Regions from separate parts of the Mus musculus genome. Here all the other regions are linked to region 3. A link is a loop called in an ENCODE intact Hi-C map of the cell type or tissue named here. Cell type or tissue: left cerebral cortex. All regions are shown on one strand.

What was found. A loop is a pair of places that touch in the nucleus more often than their neighbours do. Peaks named below come from ENCODE experiments on the same cell type or tissue, not always from the same donor. Only the 100,000 strongest peaks of a DNase experiment are listed, where the experiment ranks them.
Region 1: a loop joins it to region 3, with 4 times the contacts of the local background. A loop is called at or near these places in 15 of 42 quality-filtered maps.
Region 2: it touches region 3 in a loop (14-fold over the local background); 28 of 42 quality-filtered maps call a loop at or near these places.

Annotation. Positions count from the first base shown.
Region 1 is chr16:90,163,522-90,171,521 of GRCm38, reverse strand. It overlaps the pseudogene Gm7307. Among named protein-coding and RNA genes, the nearest start is that of Gm10789, 25 kb to the right of the region's middle. In left cerebral cortex, a CTCF peak has its summit at 3,636 (motif pointing right); DNase peaks (open chromatin) are centred at 1,157, 1,466 and 3,640; H3K27ac peaks cover 1,352 bases.
Region 2 is chr16:90,182,052-90,190,051 of GRCm38, reverse strand. No RefSeq gene overlaps it. Among named protein-coding and RNA genes, the nearest start is that of Gm35714, 18 kb to the left of the region's middle. In left cerebral cortex, CTCF peaks have their summits at 2,371 and 3,630 (motif pointing right); DNase peaks (open chromatin) are centred at 2,386, 3,655 and 4,334.
Region 3 is chr16:89,770,391-89,778,390 of GRCm38, reverse strand. No RefSeq gene overlaps it. Among named protein-coding and RNA genes, the nearest start is that of Gm52239, 20 kb to the left of the region's middle. In left cerebral cortex, CTCF peaks have their summits at 3,881 (motif pointing left) and 4,424 (motif pointing left); DNase peaks (open chromatin) are centred at 746, 2,455, 3,895 and 4,370; H3K4me3 peaks cover 724 bases; H3K27ac peaks cover 728 bases.

The DNA of each region.
Region 1 (8,000 bases), 390 kb before region 3:
CCCACTCAGTATAAAGGAAACAGCGAGCTGAACACCAGCATTCATTCTGCAGTGCTTGGCGACTGTGGAGACAAGGTGACCACTTGTCTCAGGGTCCTAGTGCTGCGACTTCCCGAACCAAACTGACGTAAATGCTTAACGTAAACTGCTTTTATCGGGGGTTGGTTTGTTTGTTTGTTTAGTTTTGTTTTTTGGGGGGTTTGTGGGTTGTTTTTTTTTTTTTTTGAGTAATAAGAAAAGTAATGAGTACAAAGCTAACCAGGTTTACTTCCTGGCTTACTTCCTGGCTTAGTGCCTTCTGAACTGAGTGTCCGAGCCAAGATGGGGAACTGCAGTTCCTTTGGCTTGCAGTGAGTGATCTCGCCAGATGGTACCATCCGCACCTACCACTTCCCAAGAGACAATGTGGCCCTCAGAGTTTGAGAGAAAACATTAGCTTCCTTTTTAAAAAAATTTTTAATATATATTTTTATGAGTACACTGCAGCTGTCTTCAGGCACACACCATAAGAGGGCACCAGATCCTATTACAGATGGTTGTGAGGCACCATGTAGTTGCTGGGATTTGAACTCAGGACCTCTGGAAGAGCAGCCAGTGCTCTTAACTGCTGAGCCATCTCTCCACCAGCCCAAATGTTAGCTTCTTATTTAACAATATACACATGGGTGGGGCATCCGGAGGGCCCTTGAGACCAAGGATGATAATGATTCAGGTTGACCTTCTAGAAACAACTTGGTGACAGGCAAGAACCAAATCCCATCAGCTGAAAATAAAAAGATACATATTTTTTAAAAGAAAATACAAATAAAAAGCATAGAAAGACAAGTTACAGCTTAGAGTGCAAAATCCACTCTGAATTTAGAGCTGAAACAGGAGTCCAAGACATGAATATCTACTAGGTACTTGGACTGTTTGTGTGTCTGATTCCCCCAGCAGCGAAGCAGATGTGCCTGCATTGTGTAGAAGAGTTTGGGGCAGAGATATACTTTAGATATACTTTAGCTTTCCAGCAGGTCTGGTGAGTGCATTAGCTCTGTGCTGACATGTCTGTGTGGGGCTGGGAAGACCCATCCCAGATTCCTCCGTGCTGTTAGGAACATGAGCTGTTAAGTGTAGCTGCGAACAGTACACAGAACATAAGAAAACAGGCTGGAGAGGCAGCTGCCAAACCTCACAGAACCCTGAAGCCCAGGTTCACTCACTTTAGCTTTTCCAAGGACACCGGCCAGTCCTTGCAGAATTCCAGGAAGCAGATAAGTTGCCTGGTTGAAGCTCCTTTCTCCTAGCTCTGGACCAACGCTATCAGCCATAATTAATGGGAAGTAGCTAATTTCATCAGTCTTTTTTTTTTTTTTTTTTTTTTTTTTTTGTAGGCACGGTTTTCTAACCAAAATACACCCTGAGCATTGTTCAGCTCAGCGTTGCTATGAGACAGCGGCTATTTATTCCTCCGTTTTGTTTTCCTAAGACTCTTACGTAGCTCTGGTGACGGCACTTCCCAGAGCTGCACCATCTCTCCTCTTATCTCTTATTTTAGAAAGGTAACCATAAGTCCCCCATCAATTGTAGGATGTGGCCGGTAGACATCAGAGTATCAGATGGGGAAGGAGACGTCAGAGGAGCTACCCTCAGGAGGGTAGAGGTCCTTTCAACTATGTAATTATCTGTTTTAATCTGATGCAATGGTATAAAGAACCAAAGATGGCCAAGGTCTCTCTGACTGGTGACCCATTGGATACCCTGTGTAAGCAGTTACCTCTAGGAACAGTAAAAACATAGTTTTAGAGTACCCATGTTATTGGCATTGTCATCTGTCAGTACTATGATGCACGTCCCCCTCGCAGTGCAGGGATGCACAGCTCTTGGTTTTGCCTGCTGCCATATGTTTTGGATGTGAAAAGTCTCCTATAGGCTCCTGTGCTCCAACATTTGGTCCTCAGCTAGGGATACTGTTCCGGGAAGTTGTAAAACCTTTTTTCCCTTTCCTTTCCTTTCCTTTCCTTTCCTTTCCTTTCCTTTCCTTTCCTTTCCTTTCCTTTCCTTTCCTTTCCTTTCCTTTCTTCTTTCTTTCTTTCTTTCTTTCTTTCTTTCTTTCTTTCTTTCTTTCTTTCTTTCTTTCTTTCTTTTTTCTCTCTTTCTTTCTTTCTTTCTTTCTTTCTTTCTTTCTTTCTTTCTTCCTTTCTTTCTGACATGGGGCTTAGTTGGCAGAGATATGGCTACAGGGTCATATGGTCATACGGTCAAGGCTTATGGGTTCTCTATCTCTGTGCCTCCTGATGATTGACATGTGAGGAAGCAGGTTCACACTCCTCTCCCATGGGCCTGGCCTCACAGCGGCAGCTTTCCTGCCACCATGGTGCTCACTCTCGAGCCATGAGCTAGTACAATCCTTCCTCCCTCACATCATTACTTGCCAGTATTTGGTCGTTGATACCCTTGCCCTGTCATCCTTTTCTTCATTTTTAGTTGTAGCAGATCTGTTTTCTTCGGGAGATCCACTAGTCTCCAGGGAGAAGAGCTGAGATCTGAAGTCTACTCAAGCTGAGGCAAATAGATGCTTGGATTGGCTACCCAAGAAAGGCTAAATGTTTTTTTGCTCTAAAGGTGTTGTCCTGGAAACACCAGCTTCCTGGATTCCCTGATGGCCTGATTTCCTGTTCTGTTTGAGAACTTGTGGCGCAGCTTATATTTTTCTTCTGTAACGTACCACTGAATTCAACTGATAAACTTCATTTGTGTAATGTTTTGCTTGAACAACTCAAAGTTCACTGCTATGTGAATAAAGGATTGCTTAGAGCCACTTCAGAACGAAAAGTCCTGAGGGTGAGGCGGATGCTCTGTGATGGGGAGGCCTGCTTCCTCATCATTTCCTTGTGAACCTGTACATTTTCCCTGTGAGAGGAAAAATGTGTTCAGTAGAGTAAGTAGGAAATAGGGTTTTAACAAAGAGAAACAGTGTATGTGGGAGAGGAGAGCTAGACTCTGTGTACCTGGAAAGTATGTACCAAAGGGCTTGGGCCAGGGAGAGCCTGACTCTGTGTACCTGGAAAGTATGTACCAAAGGGCTTGGGCCGGCACAGTAGAACCCTTTGAGAGGTCTTGAAATCCTTTCTGTGATGTACCTTCTTCTTTCCACACCTAGTCACTTTCTGTAGTCCAAACACATCTATTTTAGAGACATAGCTGTCATGTAGTCCAGGCTGGCCTTAGGTTTGCTAAGTAGCTGAGGTTGGCCTTGAACATCCAATTCCTGATCCTCCTATGCCACCATTTCCAGCTAGAAGATTTGTCTGTTCTTTCTTTCTTAAACGTTTATTTTTGAGGTCATATATCCATTTGTTTCCTTGACTGGCCTTGAACTTGTGGCCCTCCTACCTCTGCTTCCCAAGTGCTGGCATGATAAGAATTCACCATTGTACCACCCAACTTAAAAGTCACAGATTACTAGAGTCTGCTCTGAGAGCTCCAGGGAAGGTCTCATTAGAACGCAGAGACTATATGTACATTTCCACAAGGTCCCGGTGATGTCCAAATTCCTGGTCCCGAGGAACACAATGTGCATGAAAATCGGTCCAGTTTTCTCCTGTTCATCACAAAAAGGGATTTCCAAGCTTAGCACCCTTGTAATACCAGTATATGCCAGCAGGTGTCAGCAGTGCACTCTGAGAGGCACGTTAGACGCTGTTCCTTTAGGACCCTAGATATGTTTCCAAAACGGAGACAGCGGAGTGGACTCCTGCCCAGTACTTTCACAGTCTTTGTTCTTTATGATTTTGAAAGCATTTGTTCACGTCTTGCTGGAAATGTGGCTCTTGGGGTTTTGTTATTGTTCATTCGGTTTGGCCTTTGGCTTTTTACACAGGATTTTGTGCAGCCCAGGCTGGACTACTGGACTAACACCTCCTGAATCTTTTGCTTTCACGCCTCAAGTACTGGGATTACAGCACTGTCAGGGCTCAGTTTTCAGATGGCGTTTTCACACATTTTCTTTGTCTTTCTTTTAGAATTTACTTTTATTTTAAAGTGTGTGTGTGTGTGTGTGTGTGTGTGTGCTCGCAGTGCGGCCTCTCACACATACATAAGCCCAGATGCCTGAGGAGTCCAGAGCTAAAGTCATAGGTCGATGCTGGGAACCAAACTCGAGTCCTCTGCAAGAAGAGTAATCAATCACTCAACTGCTAAGTCAGCTCCCCTGCCCTTTACGCATTTTCTTACTTCCAGAGGAGTCTTTGTTTCTGTCAACTCTCCCATTTTACAGGTGAGAAAGTAAAGGTACAGAAAGAATACAGTGACTTGTCTAATACATTGAAGCTGGAGGAGGGAGAGGGAGTCAACACTGGGCGTTTATGCAAAATGCCCCAGTTCGGAAAGAAAGGAAAACACTGCTCCAGGATTTTATTTTATTTTATTTTATTTTATTTGCATTAAGCTTTGTTCTTCTTAGCAAAACTAAAAGCTAGATAAGCATTCTGGGTACTCCCTGGTTCTGATTAAATGCTACTCCTGGTTCTGACAGAACTTCTGTGGGATACATTGTCTATCTTAGATAAAATCTAAGAGAGTCACACGTTCTACCACCACGGTAACTAAGGAATCCCTCTCCAGCACTTGACACCAAAGCCCCCTCCCTGGATCTGTTAGAAGCTGGTGAGGAGGAAAGAAATTGGAGCGTATCAGGTTAAACAAAGGTTTGTCTGTGCCTGGGTGTAGGGGTGTCCAGGAGACTTGATGTCCCATCTTCTGGAACTCCTCGGTTTGTGCAGCCTCAGCCACGTTGTCCCCTGTCCCTCCCAGTCCTCTGCCCCCATCAAAGGGGGCACAAAGAGGCCAGTGTCATCGTGGAGGCCAAGCAGAGTGGATTTGCTGACAGACCTCAGGGGAGAGAGAGCTGTGAATGATGGCTACTGCCCCTTCTGGCTCCAGAAACCTCACAACTGGAGTGTTTTCCACAGTGCTCATGTGGGGGCCTCAGTACGGAGAACTAGATTAAACGATATTACTGTGGTCAAACAAATCTGAGAAGTGTTGGTTTCAATGAAGTGAAATGAATTCTCTTTCTGCAGCAGGGCTTCTCAGAGCTGCTGGGCTGGGCTGGGGAGTGAACTGTGCCTCCCTTCGTGAGATTGAATAACGTTCGTCTGTGCTTGGAACACCTGACACAGAACCCTGGAAAATCGGAGTAGTTCATCTTTCTCTGAGGACTGCGCAGGCTTCATGATCATGTGACCAGAGCAGTTGCACAGGGTCCCGCAGTGGCACCTGTGTTTAATACGGTGCCATCACCACCTTGGATTCTTTGTTATCATAAGTATTGTTTTCTTGGGACACTGTCTCATGATGAAGCCTACTGTGACCTCAAGCTCACAATCTTCCTACAGTAACCTGTATATGGGCTGGAGAGGTGGCTCAGCGGTTAAGAGCGCTGGCTGCTCTTCAGAGGTCTTGAGTTCAAATCCCAGTCAACCACATGGTGGCTCACAACCATCTGTAATGGGATCTGATGCCCTCTTCTGGTGTGTCTGAAGACAGCTACAGTGTACTTATAATAAACAAACAAACAAACAAACAAACAAATAAAAACACCACCACCAACAACAAAAAATATCTGTACCGTGCTGGGATCACAGGTCTATGCCATCCTGTTTGAAACCTGTGAGGTTTGAACACGGGACCTTGCGTTTTGATTCTGTACTGGGTTGTGTAGTTTAGCTGGCCCTGCTCAGGGGTATGGGAAGAACAGATGGAGCCCAGAGAAGGGAGGGCCCCTGGTTGTTTCTCCTTTTGTTCCAGCGTCTTCTCTCCCTGCTTACTCTCTCCTGTTCTTACATTGTTTCTCTTTGTTGCGCCCTCCATTGTCTCCCCCACCCCCACCCCTTTACTCCTTTGTCTTCCACCTGTGGCCAACCAGTCCCAGAAAGGATTTAAGAAGCAGATGATTCAGCCTGACCTTGGGGTCCTCAGCCACCACCCTCCTGTTTAACCTTGCTCCATTTTCTAATGCATCTTCTTTTTTATCCCTAAAGGTTTTTTTTTGGGGGGGGGGGTGTTTTGTTTTGTTTTTTGAGACAGGGTTTCTCTGTATAGCATTGGCTGTCCTGGAACTACATTGTAGACCAGGCTGGCCTTGAACTCTCGGAGATCCACAAGCCTCTGCCTCCTGAGTGCTGGGATTAAAGTCATGTGCCACTGTGCCCAGTAGAAGATTTTTATTTTTTTTTTTAAGTGCGTGTGTGCACGCACGTGTGCACGCACGTGCATGCGTAGTGCCAGCAGAGGTCAGAGGCGTTGGATCCTCCAGTTATAGGTGATTGTGAGCCACCCAGTGTGGGTCTTGTGCAAGAGCAGAGCAGTCTGTGCTCTTAACGACCCACGCTATCTCTCCAGCCCACACCTTGCCTTTGTTAATACTCATGTTGGCACCAAGAGAAACACATTTCAAAACACTGTATGGGATAAAAGAAGATGTATTGGCTCTTTGCAACCGCAGCATATGGATGGGTGGAAACTACTGCAGGTAGAGCTGGATTCAGGATTCCAAGTGATTCTCTTCGAGCCCCTTTCCTCTGAGATCCCCACTGCTGTGGGATCTGTTATCTGGCCAGATCTTTCCTCGGGAAGTCTGAGATGGTGTCATTTGAAGACAAGAATGAATGTCCTTCAGTCCTTGGGTTACACAGCAAAACTGGAGGGGAAATTCAGAATGACCTAGTTTATGCACTTGCCCCTGGAGTGCCCTGGAGTGAGTGGGTCATGTGCCAGACTGTGTGGTCCAGTGATGATGGCTGTGGTGAGGACTCCAGCAACGCCACTTAGGGGAGCTGTCTGTGGACAACAGGCTTCTAGCACTAGCAGAATGGAGAGACTGTGTCCTACAGAGGGAAAAAGCAAGTCCTGGCGACAGACCGAACCTCCTTTGTCTTCTTCCACGACAGTCCTCCTTGCACACTCGTGCCGTGGTTGGGCTAGCCTCTGTGCACTGCAATCGCTAGCCTCCTTCTTTCCCTAAAGTGCACCCAGCCCCTCAGGCTGAGCTATAATGGATGCTCACAAAGTCCTGAGTTTGTTTTTCAGAATTCCACAAGTACTGTATTTACATAATTTCCACCCTCCTTCTCCCCTTGTTGGCCTCATGACCTATTCTTCTATATAATTATTATTGTTTCTCTCCCAACACACACCCCGGAGTCCGTTCAGTTGTTGTTCTGGGTAAATAGTTACAGCTGCTCTCTTGGGAGTACACAACCCCTCCGAGGACCTGGCCTTGACTGGTTTTCCTTTCTAAGCTCTCTGTAGCTCTTCATCCAGGGGAAAGCCATGTGAGATTTTCTCCATCCACCTTGACTGTCAACTATGTGATCACTATGCAGGGCTTTGTTTAGGTGACCATACTGTTGAGATGTCTTAGGTAGAGCTTTCTGTTCCTACATGGAAGACAGCCTCCAGCCAATGTCCTGGTCCTCTGGCCTTTACAGTCTCTCTGACCCTTCTTCTATGATGTCCCCTGGTCTCAGAACAGGCTGTGTTAGAGGTTTGTTAGCTGGTGATGGATACTGTGATCATTGACCGGCTTGGGTCTCTGTAGTAGCCTCCATCTCCTGCAAACAGAAGCTTTTTTGATGAGGGGTGAGAACGTCACTCAACCGGCCGGCTCCCACTCTTGTGGAAGCCAGGGCTGCTGGGGGAGGGGGACTCCATGGAATTGTCGGGGGAACGATGGAACTCTGAGGAGGTTTCATGAGAATGGCAGGTCTTTGGTTGAGCTAAAGTGAGTCAGCTCTATCCCAGCCTTTGATTGCCCAGCTTTCACGGCAGACTTTGCCAGCCTAGGTTTGTTAGACACACACTTGAAAGGTATTGACTTCCTAGTGGCTTTCAGTTCACCTGGAGGTCCTGAGGCCACTTGGTGCAGAGCAGAGGAGGGAGCCCCTTGGAGGTGAGGATTCCTCCTACTTGAGAGTGAGCTGCTCAAAGAGACACTTGTCCGGAGATGGCGGGGCACG
Region 2 (8,000 bases), 410 kb before region 3:
GAATGCCTGCAAGGAACTCGGGTTCTTTCCAGACCCACTCTTAAATTTCTTCATTTGCCCATGCTTGCAATATTAACAATTAGTCAAAGACAGAGGAATTAGAGCACACGTCTGTGGCCCTTCCTAATCTTTGCCCATGGGCAGAACTGTCCTTGCGTGATCACAATTCTGGTTGGTCTACAGGATAAAGTGTCCAAGCAAGATGGTGAAGGTGGCATCAGATTGAATTCTGCAAAGAAGTCATAAAGCTGGTCAAGGCTAATGGATGCAGGCCTCCAGAAACCATGGCAGCCAGGGGAGGAAGGGGTGTGACCTGCCTGCTGGAACCAGGAGAAAGACTCAGACCCTGCCACTGGAAAGAAACACTGACCTCTCTCCTGCCTCCTCGGGTTTCTTCTCACTGCCTCTCACTAGGCAAACCCAGAGAAGCCCAAGGGAAAGGACTCAGAAAACACTCATGGAGGTCAGCCCTTATGGAACAAAGCACGGTGACAGAAAGGTAAGGAGAGGCATGCGGAAAAGCTACCAGTGATGGACAGTAGCCCTCCCAGTGATGGACAGTGATCCTCCCAGTGATGGACAGTGATCCTCCCAGTAATGGACAGTGATCCTCCCAGTGATGGACAGTGGTCCTCCCAGTGATGGACAATGATCCTCCCAGTGATGGGCAGTGATCCCCCAGTGATGGACAGTGATCCTCCCAGTAATGGATAGTGATCCTCCCAGTGATGGACAGTGGTCCTCCCAGTGATGGACAGTGATCCTCCCAGTGATGGGCAGTGATCCCCCAGTGATGGACAGTGATCCTCCCAGTAATGGACAGTGATCCTCCCAGTGATGGACAGTGGTCCTCCCACTGATGGACAATGATCCTCCCAGTGATGGGCAGTGATCCCCCAGTGATGGACAGTGATCCTCCCAGTAATGGATAGTGATCCTCCCAGTGATGGACAGTGGTCCTCCCAGTGATGGACAATGATCCTCCCAGTGATGGGCAGTGATTCCCCCAGTGATGGACAGTGATCCTCCCAGTAATGGATAGTGATCCTCCCAGTGATGGACAGTGGTCCTCCCAGTGATGGGCAGTGATCCCCCAGTGATGGACAGTGATCCTCCCAGTGATGGACAGTGATCTTCCCAGTGATGGGCAGTGATCCCCCAGTGATGGACAGTGATCCTCCCAGTAATGGACAGTGATCCTCTCAGTGATGGACAGTGGCCCTCCCAATAATGGATAGTGGCCCTCCCAGTGATGGACAGTAGTCCTCCCAGTGATGGACAGTAGTCCTCCCAGTGATGGACAGTAGTCGTCTCCACATCCAAGCTTTAACTTTCTGGTTTTCAATTACTCCAGTCATCTGAAGCTTGAAAATATTAATTGGAAATTCCTAAAAGATAACCTCATATCTTATTTTTCTTATAACATAATTTTTGTTGCAGTGTATTGTGACAATTATTTTATTTTTGGATCTTGTTAATCTCTTACTGTGCCTAGTTTACATGTAAAACTATCACGTATGTTTATATATAGAAAAAAAAGTCTCTTAGGATGTATACCTTATTAATGGGAGCTAGCTGAGTTTGTTGTTGTTGTTTTGTTTTGTTTTCAAGACAGGGTTTCTCTGTATAGCCTTGGCTGTCCTGGAACTCCCTCTGTAGACCAGGCTGGCCTCGAACTCAGAAATCCACCTGCCTCTGCTTCCCAAGTGCTGGGATTAAAGGCATGCGCCACCACTGCCCGGCCAGGAGCTAGCTGTTTTGATTTGTATTTCACATGCTTTACAGAAGACCAAGTTCCTGAGAATAGATGTCTTTGGAAGCCTTGCTAACAAGTTCAAGTAGGTTATCATCCGCGTTTGCTAACCTGGAAACAACTGTGTGAGAGGGGCTGGAGCGTTCAATTCCCAGCAACCGCAAGGTGGCTCACAACCATCTGTAATGGGCATCCGATGCTGTCTTCTGGTGTCTGAAAACAGTGACAGTGTACCCGCATACATTAAATAAATAGACAAAAAAATAAATAAATAAATAAATCTTTAAAAAAAAAAAACCACGTGAGAAGCAAATGACCCTGACATATTAGATACTGTTCCCTTGCTAGGATAAAGCACCATGACCCACCAGAAGCAGTTTATAGAGGAAGGAGCTTATTTTGGATTGTGGTTCGGGTGTGTGTGTGTGAGTGTGAGTCCATCACGGCATCGAGGTGCAGCAGCCAATAGTAGGCATGGAAGCGCGAGCAGAAGCTCAGAGTTCTTATCCCTGGTGGCAAACAGAATTAAAGGGAGCAGATCGGAAGTGGGTGGGTCTGTGTATTCTCCAGGCTAAGCAAGGCCACACTTGACCTACCAAACAGCGCCATCAACTGAGCCTGTTGGGAAATTCCCACCCATGTCACCACGATCCATAAGAGCAGTAGAGCAGGAGCGAGGCCACTCGTTTTATGAGGCTGCAAGGCCCCGAGGCGGGTGGACACAGACTGAGTGGAGCGAACAGTCTGTGAACTCTGACCCCGTGACCCTTCCTCCATTTCCTCTTACCATAATCAGGAGGACACAGCCTGCCTACACGCCATCTAAGTCCCAGTCTTCCTTCCCTTTCTCTCTCTCTCTTATTTGTAATAATCAATCAATGTCTTATTACATCTCTATGTCTTACATCCTTTTTATTTTAATGCTTAGAGGCATGGCCTTGCTGGGCAAGCTCGGCTGTTAGTAATTTTCTTCTCAAAACCTATAGTTTGGGAGCAAAGCTTAGCAAAGTGTGTGGGGTGGCAAGCTAAGCTAGCAGACATTAGGAGGGTAACACTTTCTGTTCATTTAGGCACCATTGAAAAGGACCCTTCAGATTTTATGTCATATACTTAGCAAGTATAATGTTCACACACTAGTGTCCTTAAAGGGATGACGTGTGGGTTCAGGAGAGAGAAACTGAGTGACGATCTCTCTCTCTCTCTCTCTCTCTCTCTCTCTCTCTCTCTCTCTCTCTCTCTCTGACACACACAGACATTCATGCATACAATGAACAGGGGTGACTCCCATCCTCAGAGTGTGATCAAGATGAGAGGATATGAGGATCAGCAAAGGACTGTGGGAAATGACAGGAATCCGGCAGCTCCTCAGGAGTGCCTCTGAGTACCTTGGGGCACAGTGTCCCCCTTGCCAGATGGATGGTGGATCCCCAGGAGCTGAGAACAGCTTCATGGGCAGGGGACAGAGTCAACTGAGCAAGCACCTCCCTTCTGTTTGAAAGGTTGTCCCTGGTGTCTGCAGACCTGGTGATCAGCTCTGTTTTAAATCAGAGAACAGGGAGGCTATGAACAGTGAAGTAATTTGGCAAAGCCACCCAGTTGGTGAATGCACTGGCATTAGAACTTCAGGAATACACTTGTATATACTCACCTTCTTCAACCACTGCCTTATGAAAGCAGGTTTTATTGGGTTTTCCCAGGATTATAGACCAAATATGATAATACAGATTTGACATAAGAAATCACATCTTCTTATTGACAGGTACCCAGAATGCTCAGATAAACTGCCAAGCATAAAAGTGCTGAGAAAAGATGAGCTATCCAAAATACCAGAAAAGCTAGCTCCTGATCATCAAAGGTCCCAGAACGATGGCTTAAGTGGCCAGCAGGTGGCAGCAAGGTTTCACTGTTGTCTTGAGCCCAGACTCGCTGATCGGTCCTTCAGAATCCACTAAGACACAATGGAGACAGTCACTCCTCCCCTCCACTCCAGCCTTCCTAGGGTTGGATCTTAAAGATGAGTAGCCTGGATCTCTGCCTCTAAATGTGTGCTTTCCGCGAACCTTGAATCTCTAACAACAAAACATTGCTGGGTGTGATGGCGCACACCTTTGATCCCAGGACTCAAGGAGGCAGAGGCAGGTCTATCTCTGAGTTCAAGGCCAGCCTGGTCTACATAGTTTCATTTCAGGACAGCCAGACTCTGTATAAAGACTCTGTATAATGTATATTGCTGTGAGGGCTCCTTTAGAGAGGGAGCACTTGCTGAGATTGCCGTCTTTACATTACAATAGGAAAAAAACAGAGGCAAAGGCAGGGCCTGTCTGTGACAGAGGCGAGCCAGATTTATATAGCAAGTTCCAGACCAGCCAGAGCTACATAGTGAGACCCTGGTAAACAAAACAAAACATCAAGAACAACAACAACCCAACAGGTAGATCTTCTTGCTAACAGTGAGGCTGTGAGCCTCTGGATTTTCTTGAACTGTTTATTCAGTCATCGACCAGATTTCTGGAACGGTCAACTTTTCTCACCAGGAGCTTATTGGTGACAAAATTTTCACAGGAAATGTAGTCTATCCTGGATGAGTAATAAAATGTGACAAAATGCAACTGAGTCATTTTGAAGTGTAAAATGACACACACTTGACATTTAATATATGCCTATTATATGCGTGCATTATTTTTGTGATTGTTAGATGTGTGTGTGTGTGTGTGTGTGTGTGTGTGTGTGTGTGTGTGTGTGTGGTGAGATCTGGCAAGGCCGTAGGCACCACTCTTAACCCATTTGCCCGCTCCTATACAGCCTCCATGCTTTAAGAAGGGAGTGCTTTACTCCCACCTCGCTGTGTGGTAAGAACGTTCCCAGGGATGCAGCTCAAGGCTTCATGCTCGCAAGCACGCCAACTGACCTATATGCCCAGCCCTGCAGTGATGCTCCAAATTGGCCGCCCTGAGTGTCTTCACTGTGAGTGAGCAAACTTCTTCACAGGCATGTGCTCTGTCAGTGACCTTCCTCAATAAGCCCGACCCCTAAACTTCCCACCACCTCTCCGTAGTGCCACGGGAGCTTTAGAGAACCTAAGAGCCAGGCCACACCACTGGTGTTTGCTTCCTTTTTTTCCTCGCATTTGAGATGATTGTGTATGCAAACTCGAGTCAAATGGTCAGCTGAAGCCTTCAACATAAGTACCGTCTGTGCGTGCGTGCGTGCATGTGTGTGCGTACGTGCAGTGGGGACAAACTGCCGGACTCCGACCTGCGAGCCTGGCTTCCCTTCTCAGCGTCTCAGATACTAACAAGATGGATTCATGGTCACAGCTGTAAAATCTTCCAGACGATATTAGGCCCAAACCTCCTAAATCTTTCATGTTCCATCGTGTGATCTCATGTGTCTTAGTCAAAAGGTTATGTTTTCGGGAAATGGAAAATTGAAAGCTTAAATGTGGCAATTATGGAACTGGAGCTTTTTGTGGGGGGCCGGGGTGGGGGAAACAGGGGTGTTCTCTGAGTAACAGCTCTGGCTGTCCTGCGTGCTGGGATTAAAGGTGTGTGCCACCATGCCTAGCCGACCTGGAGCTTCTTAATTACCTATCAAATCTACTTTGAGAAAATAAAACAGTAGTTTATGTCAGTCTGTGTAAATGACCACAAATAAGCTGAGTGTGGAACCCTGATACCCACAAGTCAGACAAAACATTTCTCTTCCAATCAAGTCTGACCCTCCCCCTCCTCCTACCCCCTCCTCCCCCTTCTCCCCCACAAGATTTATTTATTTATATATGTGAGTACAGAGTGACTGTCTTCAGACACTCCAGAAGAGGTCAGAGGGCATTGGATCTCTTTGCAGATGATTCTGAGCCACCATGTGGTTACTGGGAATTGAACTCAGGACCTCTGGAAGAGCAGCAGTCAGTGCTCTTAACCGCTGAGTCATCTCTCCAGCCTGACCCTCTCCTTCTTATGTATGTCTTTGCACTTTGCAGGGAGGTTGTGTACTTCTTAAATTGAAGCATGGAGCTGGGCTGTGGCCAGCCTTGGTCTCTTCTGCCCATGTTGGCATGCACTGAAGCCTCCGCTTTCCTCGCTCGGTCTGTGAATTGCCGTCGTTCCCTGATTCTTTGCTGTTTTCTCTGCTCTGTTTCCTTGTTTGTTTAAGGCAGAGTCTCATGCACCCCAGGTTGCCCTCGAGCTTGCTGTGTAGATGAGGAGGACAACCCTGACCTTCTGATCTTCCTGTCTGCTGCACACCCCAGTGCTGGGATTATAGGCACGCACTAGCACACCTGGTGTATGGGGTCCCTGCACCACTTTCCATGGCTGGGGTGGGCAAAAGGAGAGGATGAGATACCGGCTGTAAAGGAATATTCCAGATGGTTGAGCTGATTCAGAGTTCTGGGTGGATTGGAATGGGGAATTTCCACAGCATTGAAAACAGGAGCCTTTAAAAAGGAAAAATAAATAAATAAATTGGACAGGGTCTCAGTGACCCAGGCTGGCCTTGAACTTCCTGTGTAGCTAAGGATGACCTTGAATTTATGATCTTCCTAAGGGTTGGGAATATAGGTGTAACACCAAACCCAGTTTATGCGGTGTCAGGGATTGAAGTCCACACTTCATTTATGCAAGCATTCATGTATGCACTCTGTCACCTGATCTTCATGCCTGGCTGTTTGTAGGAATTTAAAACAAGGTAAGAGTGATATGCCTTTCTTTTGTTTCTTCCAGTGTGTGTGTGTGTGTGTGTGTGTGTGTGTGTGTGTGTACATGTGCGCATGTCTGCTTCATGTATGTGTGTGTACATGTGTGCATGTCTGTTTCATGTATGTGATCACCCATGAGCATGTGCAAGTCTGAAGTTGATGTCAGTGTCCTCAATGGCCCTTCCACTTTATTTGCTGAGGTAAGGTCTCAGTCATATGCTAGCATGCCAGTGTGCTTGCTGAAGGATTGGTTCCCTGTCTCTGTCTTGCAGTGCTGGTTGCTGCTGAGATGTCAGTTTCTGTGATCCAAACCCTGGTCCTCACGTTCAGATGGCAAGTACTTTAACCACTGAAGCCTCTCCCGGCCACTGATAGCCTTCTTTACCTTCCGGTAAGGACAGTTGTGTGTCTCCACCATTTCTTATTCTCTGCAGAAGCTGACAGTGCCTTGTATGAAATGGAGCCTCAGCACTGCTCTGTGTAAGATAATGGGCTTTGTTTTCTGTGTGCCATCTGCAGCAAGGCAGTGTCTGGTACCTGTCGCATACCACAGGAGACAGACATGCCACAGGGGAAGCCAGTGGTTAAAATGTCTTATTCCGGGCTGGAGAGATGGCTCAGCGGTTAAGAGCACTGACTGCTCTTCCAGAGGTCCTGAGTTCAAGTCCCAGCAACCACATGGTGGCTCACAACTATCTGTAATGGGATCCAATGCCCTCCTCTGGTGTGTCTGAAGACAGCTACAGTCTACTACTCATATACATAAAATAAATAATTAAAAATAAAACATCTTATTCTCTATCGGGCAGATGAAATTGAGCGCCAGCTTTGCCCCTGCGAGCCTCTGTTGATCTGTCTACAAAGTGGAAAACACCAAAGCATCTACCTACCCAGTGGTTACTGGGACGACCGAGATGCTCGTGAGCCTGGCTCGCGGGAGGGTTTTGTAAGCCTTGTGTTCAGTCAGGACTGTGTTTTGACTTGCACCACAACTGTGTCCCGCTCCAGAAATACGCTGTTTTCCTTTCAAGCCTCTAACGGCCAAGGAAGAACACTGGGCAGCGCCTGGAGTTTTCTTTGGCATATTTAGCTAACACACTTGCCCAGTCATGATACAGAGCTGACACCTTCCAGGGGTAGCTGTCACCATCACCATCACCATCACCATCACCATCACCATCACCATCACCACCACCACCACCACCACCACCATCACCATCACCATCACCATCACCATCACCATCACCATCACCATCACCACCACCACCACCACCATCACCATCACCATCACCATCACCATCACCACCATCACCATCACCATCACCATCACCATCACCATCACCATCACCATCCATCACCATCCATCACCATCACCATCACCATCACCATCACCATCACCATCAGAGGACGCTTTCTTGGCTCTGCTGGTGTGAATCCAGTGGCCATTGAACTCTTGTGATTTCTTCCCATGGTTACAGCATTGCTGTGGCTTGCTTGACCTTAGACTTGCTTCTGTTACTGGGTTTGTTTAGCAATTCGATTCAGAGA
Region 3 (8,000 bases):
AACAAGGCCACACCTATTCTAACAAGGCCACACCTCCTAATAGTGCCACTTCCCAAGGGCCAAGCATATTAAACCACTTCAGGAGCAAACACTCCACATTCAGAGGCAGGAGCCAGAGAAAGGATGAATAGTGTCCCTGAATCCCTTTAGAGGACATGTCCTCAAGGACCTAAGGACTTTGTAGTGACCCTTAGGTTCTAAACGTCCTCAGCACCTCCCAGTAGCCGCACCCTGCAGATCAGGGCAGTGAACACAGGAGCCATTTCACACCCAAACTGCACAGGTGTCTTAGTCCACTTACACTGCTGAAACAAAGTACTGGAGAAGATAATTTACCGTAGTTCTAGAGGTGGAGAACTCCAAGATCAAGATGCTGGCCATCACGGGCTGTGGTCTTCCAGCTGTCTCCATACATGGTGGACTAGGTGGATATTAGATACTTTCCTCTTGCTCCAACAGAATACCCAATAGAAACAGCCTAGGAGGAGGAGTGACTTGATTTGTTTCCTGCATTCTCAGATTTTTGTCCACAGTGCTTGGTGGAGCAGAACTTCATGGTCAGTGAAAGAAGACACTGTCACCTCATGGTAGGTGGAAAGCAGAAAGAGGTGAAGCCATGGGACCCAGGCATGACTTACAAAGGCGCATCACTGTCATATCCACCTATGACCTACTTCCTCCAGGGAGGCCTTGCCTCCTAAAGTTTCTACTGCCTCCAAACTTAGCACCACCAGCTGGAGGACCAAATGTCTCACAGATGTGTTTGTGGGTGTTTCTTATTCAAACCATACAACAGTGTGAACATCATGTCCTCTCTTGGCAGGGGGATGGAAGAGCACACAAGCCCCTGCTGGTTCCCTCCACCACTTTTGTAGCACTAGTGTATTCATGAGGGCAAGGGGACGTGTCAACATGAATTTTGGGTGTGTGTGGGGGTGGGGGGTGGTGGCATCCAAACCAGAGCTGATGACTAAGAATGCTTGCCTTTGTGTGTGACTGAATGAGGACCTTGTGAGACCGAAGCCTGGGCAAGGTCAGCAGAGAAATGTCTGAGAGGAGCCAGAGAAACTCTGCAAGGTTAAGAGGTGAACTTGGGCCAAGCAGAAAAACCATGGGGAAGCGCTTCCTCCAGAGCTCAATGAAATGGTCCTGCCTGTGGCCAGGATAGAAAGTTAGGAACCGGGGTAGAGAAGAATCTGGGGTCCCCTTAGTGTAGCTGAAGAGTTTGAAATTTTCAGGTGTACACCAGGGCTCTTTCCATGGGTGCCAGGCACAGGGCATTTGTCAGGCCAAGCCAGATCTGTGCAGGTATCAAAGCAGAATATAGATGTGTCCAAAATTGAGATCTCACCGTATCATTTTTAATTCCATCATCTTCTATTCTGTTTTATTGTTTAATAGAAACTCAACCACATGCACGGGACTGTGTGCTTATGCATTGTGCATTTTGGGATGGGTCAGGTCTTTCTACCCATGACTGGCCTTGAACTTGCATCCACCCCCTTGCATTGCTAAGGGCTGGGACTGTAGGCATGCATCCATACCCGGCTTCATGTGGGTATGTCCTCAGCATTTCTGCTGCTGGTAACTGCACAATGGAGAACCACGGTGTATAGATGTTTTGTCAGAGTATCTCCGTGCTTAAAACCTTCCGGGACATTCCAGTCTGGAAGGAGAGCTGTGGATACTAGTTCCCTATCAACGACCGATGGAAAATCCAATTCTTTCCCACCGTGGAATGGAGCTGAAGGTTATGAAATGTATTTCCCCCCCCAGTAATTTAAAAGCTAGCACCTTAGCAACATTTACTGAGTATCTATTATAGAATATGAGTCAAGATAGTGACTGTGGATAAACACAGCTCCTGAGTCAAGATTTCTATAGGCGGCAGAAATAAGTACATGAAACGACCCTTGTGTACCCACCCCAGAGGGCGCTCCTGCTCACACACACTGTCCTACCCCCTTCTCTCAGTGTTTCCTGAGGAGGCAGTGGGTTTCAGGCCATGCTACCCCCAAATATGATGCCTTGTCACACTGAGTATCTTAAGCGGAAGGGTCTGGAAACAGGTGCAGGAAAAGCTCCTTGTTTCCCCCCTTTTCCTTTGAAGCAGGTCGGAAGATGCTCACAGGAAAGGCTCTCTCCCTGCACAAGAAGATGGAGAGCAGAGGCGAGAGGAACAGTTTGTGTTTGTTTGTTTTTGAGACAAGCTCGTCCTTGGTAACCCAGACTGGCCTCAGACTCATGGTAGTTTTCCCTGCCTCAGTCTCTGGAGTGTTGTGATTATAGGCACAGCCCACCATACCTGACAGGCAAGCAGCCAGGCCCCTAAGAGGAAGGGATGCCAAGGGGAATCTGAAGAAATGGGCATCGCCAAGATGCTCTCGGGGGGCTAGCCTTAGCTCGTACCCATCTGTCTCATCACACTTCCCCTTGGCTTCCATTCTCCACCCAGGCTGAGCCATTTCTTGAGGTCTCTGTTTCCTTACAAACACTCCTCTGCCACGAAAAACTTACACATGTCTATATATAACTCTTGTCAAGCTGTCTTGTTAGTTTAATTTATCAAAAGCCCCAGGCATAGAATTTAAAGTGGACTAGAAGAAAAAAAAATCCTTTTCTAGCCTAGAAAAGAGATGGGAGGAATAAGGATTTTAAGGATATAGATTCCCAGAAATTCTGTTATTTCCCTGATTAATTCCACATTGTATTTCTGTATCTATCTATCTATCTATCTATCTATCTATCTATCTATCTATCATCTATCTATCATCTATCTATCTATCTATCTATCTATCTCTATCTATCAGGATGAGGTCTCACGTAGAAGCCCAGGTTAACCTTGAACTCATGGCAATCCTCCTGTCCCAGCTTCTCAACTTCCAGAATTATGTATGTTCGAGTCACCACATCTACCATGTTTTCTGATTTTACTCCCTAAATTTGTAACTAATAACTCTTTGCTTGTGTTAAATAAAAATTGGTAATAATTAAAACAATGGGAACCCTGCTTAGTTATTCTTTAGCATTCTTCAGAATGTACCCAAAAAGGCATCCTTCTTCAGCAGATTCAAATTACCCTGTAGCCATAAAACATCCCCTTGAGACATATTTCCTAGTGTTTATAAATAGTTTTCTTGAGTGTTCTTCACAATAAAGTCCCTAAGCATTTGCTGAAGAAGTGGGTTCCAATACATTTGACCATTTTGATATTGACAACGCAAAGGAGCCCTCTCTCTCTCTCTCCCTCTCTCTCTCTTCCTCTCTCTCGCTCTCTCTCCCTCTCTCTCTCTGGCATCCATATCATGCATTTCAAAACTCCTTGTTCTCATCTTTCATTCATCTCTCTTCAACTATCCAGTCGATGCATGTGCCCAATACCCCTATCTTCAAATGAGAGGAGAGAAAAAGGGCTCGTAAGAAATGGAAGCTTAGCCGGGCATGGTGGCACACGCCTTTAATCCCAGCACTCGGGAAGCAGAGGCAGGTGGATTTCTGAGTTCGAGGCCAGCCTGGTCTACAAAGTGAGTTCCAGGCCAGCCAGAGCTATACAGAGAAACCCTGTTTCGAAAAACCAAAACCAAACCAAAACACACACACACAAAGAAATGGAGGCTTTTGCCGGCAGTGATGGAGGAAGACCACCCAGAGATACAATACCGCTCAGCAAATGCGCATATCAAACCAGAACGTGCTTCCATTGGCTATAACAGGACCTGCCTGTTATATGCGAACCCGGCTTCTTTCAAACAACAAAGGGAATTTCTAGTCTCTAAGAAGGCTAAGTTAGTGTTTCTTTTACGGGTTTATCCGTGTAGGATGGATAACAGCATGCTGCGTGGGAAGCCTTTCTCCCAAACAACTACGTGAACCCTGCCTGCCCCCTGGTGGAGATCTGTAGGATAGTCCTAGATTTCTCTGCCGGTGAAGAACTGAAGCTAGCTTAGCAATTAGGCAGCGAGGGTCCAGTGCTGAGAGAGCCAACAGAGCAAGAAGCATCAGACTTTGGCGGGAATCTGCCCCCGCCCCCAAGGTGGTCCTGGAGCCTCTTGCTTTGGGTTAAGATGGGAACGTCGCTGTGTTTAAAGGCATGCAGTTGATTGTAATGTGCCAGTTGGATTCAATTTCCCTCGAAAATCCATCGTTTAACTGAAACCCTGGCAGCGAAGTGCTCGGCACTGGTGTTTGCTTTAATGCAGTAAGGAAGTTTTAGGGATCCTCACGAGTTGGCTGCTGCTGCTATAACTGGACGAACCATGGATTTGCCTGATTTTGGAGGGAGTGAGAGGATCGTGTTCTGCCTCTCCCCACCCCTGCCCCTTTGCTTTGGTCCAACATAACCCGGTTGGCTTCAGGCAGGTCCCTCCAAATTGTGCGCGAGGACGCCTCTCTGGTGCCCCCTCGTGATGGATCCACGAAGTGCCGCATCGTATTTAGAACTTGGAAGGATCCAGGCTGCAATTCCCTTTTTCCCTCTCACTCTAAAGAAGCGTCTGTCTGGGCTCACATACCTGCGCAGTTGGGCTTGTCTAGGGTTCAGCTTTAGGGTAGGTGCTGGGAAGACGGCTCAGGGTTTAGGAGCACTCAACGCTCTTCCAGAGGACCCAGGTTCGTTTTCCAGCACCGGCTTGGTGGTTGGCAATAGACTGTCACTCCAGTTCTGAGGACGATGGTACATTCTGGGTTCTTCAAGCACAGCATGCACACGGTGCACAGACAGATCTGCAGGCAAAGCACCCATATACATAAAATAAGTATTGAGGAGCAAGTCTCTGGTGATTGACAGCACACGCATCGACGGAACTCTCAGGGTAGCGTCTGCTCATCTCTATTTCCAGTCCTAACACTCGCCCCAAGGATTGGAGACGTAGACCTATGCCCCGAGATTGAGCAATTAGCTGCATCCGTGAAGTAAGTGAACAGGATGGTGATGCTGAGGACGGGGCTGGGTGCCCGTCAGGGGTGGGCTCCACTGGCGTGTGCAGAGGAATCCTTTAAGATGATTTGGTGAAAGGGCACGGAGTAGGGGGCGCATGAGGTGAGGTTGGATGACGCTGGGGAATTGCATCTCCAGTTTTGACCCAGAGTTCACCGTGGTGCTGTCACATTTAGAAAAGCTGTGACTCTGGTATGGACCGCACCAAGCGCCAGAGAGAACTGACAAGCTGGTGAGGACGGTGTGGATGCTAATGGACCGCATGGGAGCGGGCATCCTCACATGAAAGATGCTGATGAGGGGCATGGGAATCGGCGTCCTCACGTGAAAGATGCTGCCTGTGGTGTGGGAAAGAGAGCTCAGCCAGCGGATGCATACATTTGTGAGTGTGTGTTGTGAGTTCCTGTGTGTGCTGTGAGTTCATGTGGTGTCGCGCCCACCTCGGCCGGCAAGGAAGACACAACACGGTCGGATTCTTCTCAACAGCCTTTATTGCAGGAACACCTTGATGCTGCTACGGGGACCCCGGGAACCCAGGGAGGTCTGCTTATATGCACCCCAGCACAGGGAAAGGCTTCGTGTCCTCCTGGGATTGGTCAGTCTGTCGATGCCTAATTAGCATGCACCTGCTCGGGAGGGGTTGGCGCCAATCTCTGGTTTACACCTGCGCTGATGTTGTTTATGACAACGGCACACCAGAAACCTGCGCCATCTTAGAGTTGGCTTCCTACAATGTGGGTATTGTGAGTTTGTGTGTATATGTATGTTGTAAATTTGTGTTGTGTGTTGTGAACTCATATGTGTGTTGTGAGTTCATTTGTGTGTGTGTTGTGAATTCATATGTGTGTTGTGAGTTCATTTGTGTGTGTGTTGTGAATTTGTATGTTGTGAGTTCATGTGTGTTGTGAGTTCATATGTGTGTGTCCTATTCTGGGAGTAGTGGAAATACAGGAGTTTTAGTAAAGTTACCTACTTTAGAAATGTCATTCATTCGCTGTGGGACAATTTTGAGGAACAATATTTGTGTTACTAGTTTTGACAAATGACATCTTGCCAATGAAGTTATTACTTCATAGGCACCACTTTCAGCAAGTGATATTGGAACTTTGTAAATTAAGAGTCTGTGAATTGGAGTCTGTTTGGGGCTCCTGTGGGGGCGTCTCCCTGAAGTAGACATGGCAGGTGAGTGGGTATGTACCTGGGACAGAATTTCATTTCCAGGGCAGCAATAATCTCATCACCAAACCATCCTGCCTCTCATCACTTATTAGGTAGGGTGTTGAGCCAAGCTTCCTGGCCTCTAATTCACCATCACCAGGTCTTACAGAGCTCACAGTTCCTGGGCCCTAGGCTCTTTCCACTTTAGGTGCTGAGAAACAGCTTCTCCAGTAGCCTCAGAGGAAAAAAACCCAAAACCAAAACAACAACAACAACAACAAAAACAGTCCAGAGGGCCGGACATGGTGGTGCCCAGTTGTAATCCAAAAACTTGGGAGATGGAGGTAGGAGGAGTTTAAAGCCAGCCTGGGCCGCATGGGTTCCTATAGCAGGCAGGCAAGTGAAGCAAAACTACTGTTGTAGTTATGGTTTCTACTGCTGTGACAAAACACCATGACCAAAAAGCAAGTTGAGGAGGAAAGGGTTTATTTGGCTTACACTTCCACATTGATGTTCACCACTAAAGAAATCAGGACGGGAACTCACACAGAGCAGGAACCCGGAGGCAGGAGCTGATGCAGAGGCCATGCAAGACTGCTGCTTACTGGCTTGCTCCCCATGGCTCGCTCAGCCTGCTTTCTTATAGAACCTGGGAGCACCAGTTCAGCTATACAATGGGCTGGGCCTCCTTGTTAACCACTAATTAAGAAGATGCCTTACAGGTGGATCTTATAGAGGCCTCAATCGAGCCTCCTTCCTCTCTGCCAGTGTAACTGGAGATCTTGGGGGCTCTGGCCTTACTGGAGTGTTCAAGGAGTTACAGTCTTTGAGGGGGAGAGGGGAGTCAGATCTTCTGCGGCTACTCTAGAGCTGCAAGACACTGCTACAGCAGCTGACTGGCTGGCACTTGAGCAGGGAGCAGAATGGTGACCACCGCTCTGACTGCCAAGATGGTGAGCAGGCGAGGTACAGAAGCTAGGAGCCACCCGGCAGGAGAGAACTCTCTTCCCCAGGAAGTGCTACAGCTCTTGTATGACAGAAGCTCTCAGATGATCTGAGATGGAGTCATTCTCACGTCTTTCTTCCTTCTGGGTAGGGTCTTAGATACATTTTGGGATGGGTTGGGGTCTGACAGCAGATGCTTTCTATTGGCTTGGTCTGAGATGTCAGGGCTGACTCATCTGCATGTGGAGGGGCTTGGGTTGCCGGCCCTATGTGACTGATGCTCCTCTCCATGGGAAGCCGTGGTCATGTGACAGGGGCCTCAGCGGGAGCAGGTAAGGCAACTACTGTCCTCTGGTATGAGGTGCCAAGGCTTCTGAACCTACTCAGCTTTACCAAGTGGAGTAGCATGGTCTACTGCCTCACAGACTCTAGCTTGTGTCAGGCTGACATAAAGCGAGCCAGTACAATGACCAAACAGGGGAAAAATAGATGGAAGAGTGTCTCAGGTAGGATTAATACCTGTGTAATACACTTGATCTTAGCCAAAAGGCCAAGAAGTGATATTATTACCTGTGTAATAAAACACCATAATCAAGGTGGTTTGGGGAGGAAAGGGTTTATCTGGCTTATACGTCCAGGTTATAGTCCACTATCGAAGGGAGAAGAAAGTGAGGGCAGGGACTCAAAACAACAGGAACCTGGAGGCAGGAGCTGATGCAGAGGCCATGAAGGGATGCTGCTTACTGGCTTGCTCAGCCTGCTTTCTTATAGAACCCTGGATCAGGAATAGCACCACCCACAATGGGCTGGGCCCACCCCTGTCAATCACTAATTAAATAAATACCCCACAGCTGGATTTTATGGTGGCATTTCCCCCTACTCTCAGATGACTCTATCTTGTGTCAATTTGACATAAAGCTAGCCACACAAAGAAAAAAAAAACAAAAAACAAAAGCCCTGT